Linked DNA regions of Homo sapiens: region 2 is linked to region 1. A link is a loop called in an ENCODE intact Hi-C map of the cell type or tissue named here. Cell type or tissue: chondrocyte. All regions are shown on one strand. Links, peaks and the distances in the headings refer to the core of each region. The heading gives the core; the rest is flanking DNA.

Region 1 (5,382 bases), core at 307-5,306:
ACTGCTTTGTGATGTGTGGATTCATCTCACACTGTTTAACATTTCGTTTTATTCAGCTCTTTGGAAACACTGTTTTTATATCCTCTGTGACAGGATATTTGGGAGTCTCATTGTGGCCTATGTTAAATAAGTGAATATCCCCAGATAAAAACTAGAAACAAGCTCTATGTAAAACTGCATTGTGATGTTTGGATTCATCTCACAGAGATAAGCCTATTTTTTGATTCAGCAGTTTGGAAACACTGTTTTTACAGAATCTGCAAAGACACATTTGGGAGCTCATTGAGGCCAAAGGTGAAAACGTGTGTATTTCCAGATAACAACTCAAAGGAAGCTATCTGAGAAACTGCTTTGTGATGTGTGCATTGACCTCAGGGAGTTAAAACTTTATTTTGATTCAGCACTTTGAAAACACTTTGCAGTGAGCTGAGATTGTTCCATTGCCCTCCATCCTGGGTGACAGAGTGAGACACCATCTCAAAAAAAAAAAAGAAAAAAAAACCAGTTTTTGTGGAATCTGTGTAAGGACATTATGGAATGCATTGAGCCCTATGGTGAAAAAGCAAATATGTTCAGATAAAAACTTGAAAGAAGTTATCTGAGAAGCTGCTTTGTGATGTGTACATTCATCTCAAAGAGTTAAAACTTTCTTTTGATTAGGCAGTTTGGAAACCCTGTTTTTGTAAAATCTGCAAAAGGACATTTCAGAGCACATTGAGGCCTATGGTGAAAAGGCAAATATCTTGAGATAAAAACTTGAAATAAGCTATCTGAGAAACTGCTTTGTGATGTATGCACTCATCTCACAGAGTTCAACCTTTCTTTTGATTCAGCAGTTTGGAAACACCGTTTTTATACAATCTGCAAAGGGACATTGGGAGCTCATTGAAGCCCATGGTAAAGAAGTGAATATACTTGGACAAAAACTACAAAGAACCTCTCTGTGAAACTACTTTATAATGTTCAGATTCATGTCACAGAGTTAAACCTATCTTTTGATTCAGGAGTTTGAAAACACTGTATTTATAGAATCTTCAAAAAGACATTTGGGAGTGCGTTGAGACCTATCATGAAAAAGCAAACATCCTAAGATAAAAACTTGAAACAATCCATCTGAGAAGCTCCTTTGTGATGTGTGCATTCATCTTATAAAGTTAAACCTTTCTTTTTCATTCAGCAGTTTGGAAACACTGTTTTTGTAATATCTGCAGAAGCACATTTGGGAGCACATTGAGGCCTATTGTGAAAAACCAAATATTCCCAGATGAAAACTAGAAAGAAGCCATCTGAGAAACTGCTTTGTGATGTGTGGATTCATCTCACAGAGTTAAATGTTTCTTTTCATTCAGCAGTTTGGAAACAATGGTTTTGTAGAATCTGCAAAACGAAATTTGGGAGCAAATTGAGGCCTATGGTGAAAAAGCAAATATCTTCATATAAAAACTTGAAAGAAGCTATCTGAAAAACTGCTTTGTGATGTGAGCATTCAACTCACAGAGTTAAACCTTTCTTTTGATCCAGTAGTTTGTAAACTGTTTTTGCAGAATCTGTGAAGGGATATTTGGGAGATCATTGAGGACAATTGTGATAAAGTGAATATTTCCAGATAAAACCTAGAAAGAAGCTATCTGAGAAACTGCTTTGTGATGTGTGGATTCATCTCAAAGAGTTAAACCTTTCTTTTGATTCAGCAGTTTGGAAACACTGTTTTTGTAGAATCTGTGAATGAACATTTGGGAGTCAATTGAGGCCTACGGTGAAAAAGAAAATATCCCCAGACAAAAAAGAGAAACAAGCTATCCTTGGAAGTGCTTTGTTATGTGCACATTCATCTCACAGAGTTAAACCATTCTTTTGATTCAGCAATTTGGAAACGCTGTTTTTGTACAATCTTAGAAAGGAAATTTGGGAGCACATTGAGGACTATGGTGAAAAAGGGATTATTTCCATATAAAAACTAGAAAGAAGCTATTTGTGAAACTACTCTGTGATGCGTGTATTCATCTCATAGAGATAAAATTTTCTTTTAGTTCAGCAGTTTGGAAACATTGTTTTTGCAGAATCTGTGAAGGGATATTTGGGAGCTCATTGAGGCCAGTGGTGAAAAGTGAATATTTCCTTATAAAAACAAGAAAGAAGATATCTGAGAAACTGCTTTGTGATATGAGCATTCATCTCACAGAGTTAAACCTTGGTTTGCATTCAGGGCTTTGGAAACATGGTTTTTGTGGGATCAGCTTAAGGACATTAGGGAGCACACTGAGGCCTATGGTAAAAAAGAAAATATCTTCAGATAAAACTTTAAAGAAGCTATCTGAGAAACTGCTTTGTGATGCATGCATTCATCTCACAGAAATAAGCTTTTCTTTTGATTCAGCAGTTTGGGAACACTGTTTTTGTAGAATCTGTGTAAGGACATTAGGGAGTACATTGAGGCCTATGGTGAAAAAGCAAATATCTTCAGAAAAAAACTAGGAAGAACCTATCTGAGAAACTTCTTCATGATATGCGCATGCATCTCACAGAGTTAAACTTTTCTTTTGATTCAGCAGTTTGGAAACACTGTTTTTGTAGAATCTGCAAAAGAAAAATTTTGTAGCTCATTGAGGTCTATGGTGAAAAAGCAAATATCTTCTGATAAAGAGTGGAAAGAAGATATCTGAGAAACTGCTTGGTGATATATGCACTCATCTCAAAGAGTTAAACCTTTCCTTTGATTCAGCAGTTTGGAATCAAAATCAAATCAGTTCGTAAAAGGATGTTTGGGAGCGCATTGAGGCCTATGGTGAAAAAGTGAATATCCCCAGATAAAAACTAGAAAGAAGTTATCTGTGGAAGTGCTCTCTGATTTGTGCATTGATCAAACAGAATTAAAACTTTCTTTTTATTCAGCAGTTTGGAAAAACTTCTTGTACAATCATAGAAAGGACACTTAGGAGCACATTGAGGCATATACTGAAAAAGTGAATATTTCCATATGTAAACTAGAAAGAAGCTCTTTGAGAAACTGCATTGTGATGTGCACATTCATCTCATAAAATTAAATTTTTGTTTTGATTCATCACTTTGACAGCACCATTTTTGTAAAATCTGCATAAGGACATTTTTAAGGGTTGAGTCCTCATGTGAAAAAGGAAATCTTTAATAATAACTTGAAAGAACCTATCTGAGAGACTGCTTTGTTATGGGTTGATTAATCTTACAGAGTTAAACCTTTCTTTTGATACAGTAGTTTGAAAACACTCTTTTTGTAGAATCTGTGAAAGGATATTTGGGAGTGCATTAAGGCCTATGGTTAAAAAGCAAATATTTCCATATAAAAACTAGAAAGAAGCTATATGTGAAACTGCTTTGTGATGTGTGTATTAATCTTACAGAGGTACACTTTTCTTTTGATTTGACAGTTTAGAAACACTGTTTTTGTAGAATGTGTGAATTGACATTTGCTAACTCATTGAGGCCAATGGTGAAAAAGGGAATATTTCCAGATCAAAATTAGAAAGAAGCTGTCTGTGAAAGCCCTTTGTGATGTGAGCTTTCATCTCACAACGTTAAACCTTTCTTTTGATTCAGCAGTCTGGGAACGCTACTTTTGTAGAATCTGCGTTAAGGACATTAGGGAGCACATTAAGGCCTAACATAGAAAACTGAATATCTTCAGGCAAAAACTTGAAAGAAGCTATATGAAAAAGTGCTTTGTGATGTCTACATTCATCTCACCAAGTTAAACCTTTCTTTTCATTCATCAGTTTAGGCAACTCTGTTTTTGTAAAATCTGCAAATTACATTTGGGGGTGCATTGAGGCCTATGGTGAAAAACCAAATATCTTCAGATAAATACTAGAAAGAAGATATCTGAGAAACTGCTTTGTGATGTGTGGATTCATCTCACAGAGTTAAACCTTTCTTTTGTTTCAGCAGTTTGGAAACACTCTTTTTGTAGAATCTGTGAAAGGACGTTTAGGAGTGCACTGAGGCCTATGGTGAAAAAGCAAATATCTTCAGATAAAAACTTGAAAGAAGCTATCTGAGAAACTGCTTTGTGAAGTGTGCATTCATCTCAAAGAGTTAAACCTTTCTTTTGATTCATCAGTTTGGAAACCCTGTTTTTGTAAAATCTATGAAAGAACATTTGGGAGTGCTTTGAGGCCTTGGGCAAAAAAGCAAAAATTTCCAGATAAAAACAATAAAGAAGCTGAGAAACTGCTTTATGATGTGTGGATTCATGTCACAGAGTTAAACCTCTTTTTATTCAGCAGTTTGGAAACACTGATTTTGTGGAATCTGCAAAAGGACGTTTAGGAGCGCCTTAAGGCCTATGGTGAAAAAGTGAATATTTCCATATAAAAATGAGAAAGAGGTTATTTGTGAAACTGCTTTGTGATGTGTGCATTCATATCACAGAGGTAAAACTTTCTTTTGACTCAGCAGTTTGGAAACACTGTTTTTGTACGATCCTAGAAAGGACATTTGGGAACACATTGAAGCCTATGGTGAAAAAGAGAATATCCCTAGATGAAAACAAGAAATAAGATATCTGAGAAACTGCCTTGAGATGTGTGGATTAATCTCACAGAGTTAAACCTTACTTTTGATTCAGCAGTGGAACCACAGTTTTTGTACAATCCTAGAAAGGACATTTGGGAGCACATTGAGGACTATGGTGAAAAAGCAAATATCCACAGATGAAAACCAGAAAGAAGCTATTGGAGAAAATGTTGTGTGATGCGTGCATTAATCTCACAGATTTAAACCTTTCTTTTGATTCAGCAGTTTGGAAACAGTGTTTTTGTAGAATCTGTGAATTGACATTTGGGAGCTCATTGTGACCAATGACGTAAAAGCAAATATTTCCAGACGAATCTAGAAAGAAGCTATCTTAGAAACAGCTTTGTGATGTGTGCATTCATCTCATGGAAGTAAAATTTTGTTTTGATTCAGCACTTTGGAAACACTGCTTTTGTAGAATCTGTGAAAGTACATTATGGAGCTCATTGAGGCCTTGATGAAAAAGCAAATATCTTCAGATAAAAGCTTGAAAAATGGTATCTGAGAGGCTGCTCTGTGATGTATGCATTCATCTCACAGAGTTAAACCTTTCTTTTGATTCAACAGTTTGGAAACACTGTTTTGGTAGAATCTGTGAAAGGATATTTTGGATTGCATTGAGGCCTAGGGTGGAAAAGTAAATATTTCCAGAAAAAAAGCTTGAAAGAAGCTATCTGTGAAACTGCTTTGTGTAGTGTGCATTTATCTCGCAGAGGTAAATATTTCCTTTGACTCAGAAGTTTGGAAACACAGTTTTTGTAGAATGCTAGAAAGGACATTTGGGAGTACATTGAGGCCTATAATGAAAAAGCAATTATTCCAAGATGAAAATTA
Region 2 (5,382 bases), core at 274-5,273, 77 kb before region 1:
AAGAATAAGTATCTTCTCCTCAGTTTCTTAGCTATCAAATTAAACTAATGTTTCCAAGGATTCTTTTCAGCCTTCTAATTACACCACTTATATTCATTAAAAATAATGTATCTAATAATCTACATTGTTAACAGTAATGTATTCCCAAAGAAAAATGTCAGTCATTATTAAAAAACCCAACTTGGATTATATATCACTGTTTTAGTGAAATAAAGTTTTTCTTTATTAATAGATAATAATCAATGAATAATAAACAAGAAATCATGCAGCTATAAAAAGCAAAAATCTGCTAATACAAAGAATAATTAATCACAATGAACATCTCCGTATAAAATTCTAAATCACAAAAAATACTTTCTAATTTAGCCACCCATCAGCCTAAATATAAGGGTGCTTCTCCACAAACCAGAATCCAAAAAATCTTAGGTAATTACTTTTTCTACTGCTTCTACTTGAGGTAGGAGGTAGACAAGAAGGAAGCCAGAGCATGATTTCTACTCTGATCACATACTCTTTTTTGACTCTCCATGTCTAGTCCAATACACATAGTCTAGTGTATAGTAACCATTACAAGTATACCAAAATATAAATGGCTTCAAGGTACATATAACCTAAGGTTAAAACAAATTATAAATCATATTATGATAATTAACATGGCACAAAGTATTTACTGTTAATAATTCACTTAGCATAATAGGCATGTTTAGCCTAAGTAACTGATGTCACAATGCTTCTATCTAGGAGGAATTCTTTTTATATTAGCTCTCAAGAGAGATAAGATCCTTTCCACGTGGTTTGGGCTTGCCCCTTTGACTGAGAGCATGCCATTTTTTACTAGAGGTTGATGTATGACTCAACTCAGAGTCGAGTATGAAAAGTGGGGATAATAGCACCTGCCTGTACCCTGGTACAGATCATATGATGTTGACTTATTTACTTGTGGAGTCAGGGTCTCTCTCTGTTGCCCAGGCTGGAGTGCAGTGGCACGATCATGGCTCACTGCAGCCTTGAACTCCTGGGTGTGGTGGTGCGCACCTGTAGTCCCAGCTACTCGGGAGGCTGAGGCAGGAGAATCGCTTGAACTCAGGAGGCAGAGGTTGCAGTGAGCCAAGATCACGCCACTGCACTCCAGCCTGGTGACAAAGCAAGACTCCATCTCAGGAAAACAAAACAAAACAAAATTAAATTAAGAAGTTCTAGTATCTAAATGAGCAAAATCACCAGGCACAGTGGGTCACACTTGTAATCCCAGCACTTTGGGATGCCGAGGTGGGTGGACCATCTGAAGTTAGGAGTTTGAGACCAGCCTGCAGTGAGCCAAGATTGCACCACTGCACTCCAGCCTAGGAGACAGAGTGATACTCCATTTCAAAAAAAGAATTAGCCAAGGGTGGTAGCATGCACCTGTAGTCAGTCCTAGCTACTGGGGAGGCTGACGGGGAAGGATTCCTTGAGCCATGATTGCGCCACCTCACTCCAGCCAGGGCAATAGAGCAAGGCCCTGTCTCAAGAAAAACACACACACACATACACACAAACAAAACACATAACAGGACAGAACAGCATCATTTCCTTATCATTAGTATGAAGAAGTGAATTGCCTGTAAAAGTTTCCATTTTCAAAAAAAGCATTAAAATATAGCATAAGGCCAGGCACGATGGCTCGTTCCTGTAATCCCAGCACTTTGGGAGGCTGAAATGGATTGCCTGAGCCCAGGAGGTGGAGGCTGCAGCGAGGATTGAGGCTCAAGAGATCCTCCCGCCTCAGTCCCGCAAGCAGCAGGGACTACAAGCGCTTGCCACCATGCCCAGCTAATTGTTTGTATTTTTGTAGAGACAGGGTTTCACCATGTTGCCCAAGCTAGTCTGGAACTCCTGAGCTCAAGCGATCCGCCGGCCTCGGCCCCTCAAAGTGCTGGGATTACAGGCGTGAGTCACCAGTCCTGGCCCAATTACTTTCTTCAATCTGAGCATGAGCGCTGGAAGAAAAGCTCTCACATATAATTTTTTAGAGACAGAGTCTCCCTCTGTCACACAGACTGGAGTGCAATGGCACAATTTCGGCTCACTGTAACCTCAACCTCCCGTGCTTGATCGCTTATATAATCTCTGCTCACTGTAATCTCAACCTCCCGGGCTGGATTCCATATATATAAATACATACATATATTTGTTTGTTTAGACGTTATCTCAGTCTGTCCAACAGGCTGGAGTGCAGTGGCGCGATCTCGGCCCACTGCAACCTCCGCCTCCCGGGTTCAAACAATTCTCTGCCTCAGCCTCCCGAGTAGCTGGGATTACAGGCGCCCGCCACCACGCCCGGCTAATTTTTGTGTTTTTAGTAGAGACGGGGTTTCACCATGCTGGCCAGGCTGGTCTTGAACTCCTGACCTCGTGATCCACCCGCCTCGGCCTACCAAAGCGCTGGGATTACAGGCGTGGGCCACCGCTCCCGGCCGATTGCTTATATTTTTAAAAAGATGTTTTCTTCGTTTCCTAGCCCCTTCTAACCCGCTACAAAGTTTCAAAGGCTTAATGCTATCGCAAAGGGCCTTCAGAGGTCAAGCTCGGGGGTGCAGCTCCCTAATGAGAGGCAGCCTGAGAGGGGACCGACCCCGCCCAGGATGAGTGGCGCCAGGTAGCGGGGGGACGCTCCCGGGGGTCCCCGGGCCCTGGCTGGGGGAGGTGTTGTGGGGCGCACGTACCCAAGCTCAGGTGGGACGACTGCGCGGCCGCGGCTGCAGCTGGCGCTGGCCATTGAGGGGCTTCTGCGCCACCGTGCGATGGTGCCCGCCAGGTGCCTGCCGGTTGGTGCGCAGCGCCTGTTCGCGCAGAGTCTGGCCTTTGCTGCGCCCGGCCAAGTCGTAAATCTCCTCCTCGTAGCTTACAGGCGACGGCGGCCAGGCCGAAGCCTCTGGACACAGAAGCGCTAGTTCAGCGGCGGGTTACAGCCCGCCCGGCCGCCTGCGGCCAGTCATCCGCACATGCGCCCTCCTGGAAGCCCCAGCAGCCCCTCCGCGAGTTCCGATTGGCTCCGCGTGAGAGACGTTCCTCGGCGACGCCATAGAGGTGGGCCTTCGGCGACGTCACAGGCGAGGGCGTTCGGCGACGTTACTGGGGCTGCACGGTGCTTGTAGCTGGGCAGTCTTATCATCAGAGTGGAGCCTGGTAACCACGACCTCCCCGCCAGGTCCTGTGTGTTGCTAGCTGGAGAAGGGTAGTTGAAAACTCAGACCAAGCACAGTGTTTATATCGGTCAAAACTGGAAAACTATGTCCGGGCGCAGCCGAGGCTGGAGGATCCCTTCAGGCCAAGAGCAACCTAGCAATATGGCGCGACCGGATCTCTGTAGTCCTACCTCAACCCCCAGCTACTTGAACCCCAAGGTTGAAGGCTCCAGTGAGCTATGATCCCACCACAGCATTGCAGCCTGCCAGACTGAGGTAAACCCTGTCTAAAATAATAATAATAAAAAAAAACTATCCAAGTGTGCAAGGGGAGGGACTGCTTAAAAAAAACATGAGGCTGGCTGGGCCCTGTAATCCCAGCGTTTTGGGAGGCCGAGGCGGGAGGATGGATGGCTTGGGCTCAGGAGTTTGAGACCAGCCTGGGCAACATGATGAAACCCGGTCTCTACAAAAGGTACAAAAATTAGCCAGGCGCGGTGCGCACCTGGCCAAATTTTTGTACCTTTTGTAGAGATGGGGGTCTCGCTATGTTGCCCAGGCCGGTTTCGAACAACTGGGTTTAAGCGATCTTCTCACCTTGGCCATCAGAGTTGTCGGGATTACAGGCGTGAGGGACCGCGCCCTGCTTGGATTAGGCTATTTAATAACATAAAGTGCTCATCCAGGCTTGCTGGCTGACACCTGTAATCCCAGCACTTTGGGAGGCCGAGGCGGGTGGATCACCTGAGGTCAGGAGTTCGAGACTAGCCTGGCCATGGTGAAACCCAGTCTCTACAAAAAATACAAAAATTAGCCGTATGTGGTGGTGCATGCCTGAAGTCCCAGCTCCTCGGGAGGCTGATACAGGAGAATCGCTTGAACCCAGGAGGCAGAGGTTGCAGTGAGCCGAGATCGCACCACTGCACCCCAGCCTGGGCGACACAGTGAGACTCCAGTTTGACACCAACCTGGGCAATGTAGTGAAACCCTATCTCTATAAAACAAACAAAAAACCGAGGTGTAAATGTGTCCACCTGTGGCCCTAGCTACTTAAGAGGCTGAGGCAGGAGGATCACTTGAGGCCAGGAGCTCAAGGCTGCAGTGAGCTATGATCATCCCACTGCTCTCCATCCTGAGCAATAGAATGAAAGCCTGTCTCTAGATAGTTAGCTAGCTAGCTAGATAATTGACACGTAGTTTTCTTTCTTTCTTTCTTTCTTTTTTTGAGACAGAGTCTTGTTCTGTCACGTAGGCCGGGGTGCAGTGGTGTGATCTTGGCTCACTGCAACCTCTGCCTCCTGGGTTCAAGCGATTCTCCTGCCTCAGCCTCCTGAGTAGCTGGGAATTATAGGCACACACCACCACGTCTGGCTAACTTTTTGTATCTTTAGTAGAGATGGGGTTTCACCATGTTGGTCAGGCTGATCTTGAGCTCCTGACCTCGTGATATGCCCGCCTCAGCCTCCCAAAGTGCTGGGATTACAGGCATGAGCCACCTCGCCCAGCCGATATGTAGTTTTCTATGAGAAATTTTTTTCCTAGATTTGAACATGTTTTTCTAAAGTAGCATTCAACACATCAGCATTTTACAGTGTTATTAGTTGTAATATGATTATGTTTTTCTGAAATACAGTATCCTTTACAAAAGCAGTTTTGTCTTTCAAAGCACATAGGTCCTCAAGTGAATTTGTCTGATGTTGACGACCTTGGTACCATTTTGTCCACTTGATTGGAATAGTTAGTAATTTCAGGTCACTATTGGCCTTAGAGGAAGAGCCCAAAGGCAACAAACAAGGGCACTGGTGTCCAGTTGCCTTCTAGAAGCATTTTCACCTTTCCTTAAGGTTTCCCTTGATGAACATAGAAGTACTGCATGTAGAATTGACCCAGTGCTGCCCTGGAAACTGTATATTAGGCCAAATTTACATTTCTTACCTTTATGAGAGGCACCCTGGTAGGCTAGTGGAGTTACACATGAAGTATGATCTCAGCTGCACTGTCCAGAAATGCAACATGGTCCAATCAAATAGCATTCTTCTAACCGGTTTCTTAGCTATAAAATAAGAATAACAAATATACTCATCTAAAAAGACAGCTTATTGTATCTGAGTGGTCTTTTATTTTCTATGAAACTTTAACACAGTATTTTCATTGCCATACCACATTTGTTTTTTGTTTTATTTATTTTTATTTATTTATTTTTTTGAGATGGAAT

What was found. A loop is a pair of places that touch in the nucleus more often than their neighbours do. Peaks named below come from ENCODE experiments on the same cell type or tissue, not always from the same donor. Only the 100,000 strongest peaks of a DNase experiment are listed, where the experiment ranks them.
Region 2: a loop joins it to region 1, with 6 times the contacts of the local background. A loop is called at or near these places in 1 of 110 quality-filtered maps.

Annotation. Positions count from the first base shown.
Region 1 is chr11:50,372,600-50,377,981 of GRCh38, forward strand. No RefSeq gene overlaps it. Among named protein-coding and RNA genes, the nearest start is that of LINC02750, 77 kb to the left of the region's middle. In chondrocyte, for the core only: no CTCF peak of the experiment used is centred there; no DNase peak of the experiment used is centred there.
Region 2 is chr11:50,295,475-50,300,856 of GRCh38, forward strand. LINC02750 (long intergenic non-protein coding RNA 2750) reads left to right here and starts at 3,089. Exons shown (of 10, transcript NR_183624.1): 1 at 3,089-3,443. It also overlaps the pseudogene SEPTIN7P11. In chondrocyte, for the core only: no CTCF peak of the experiment used is centred there; DNase peaks (open chromatin) are centred at 2,737 and 3,027.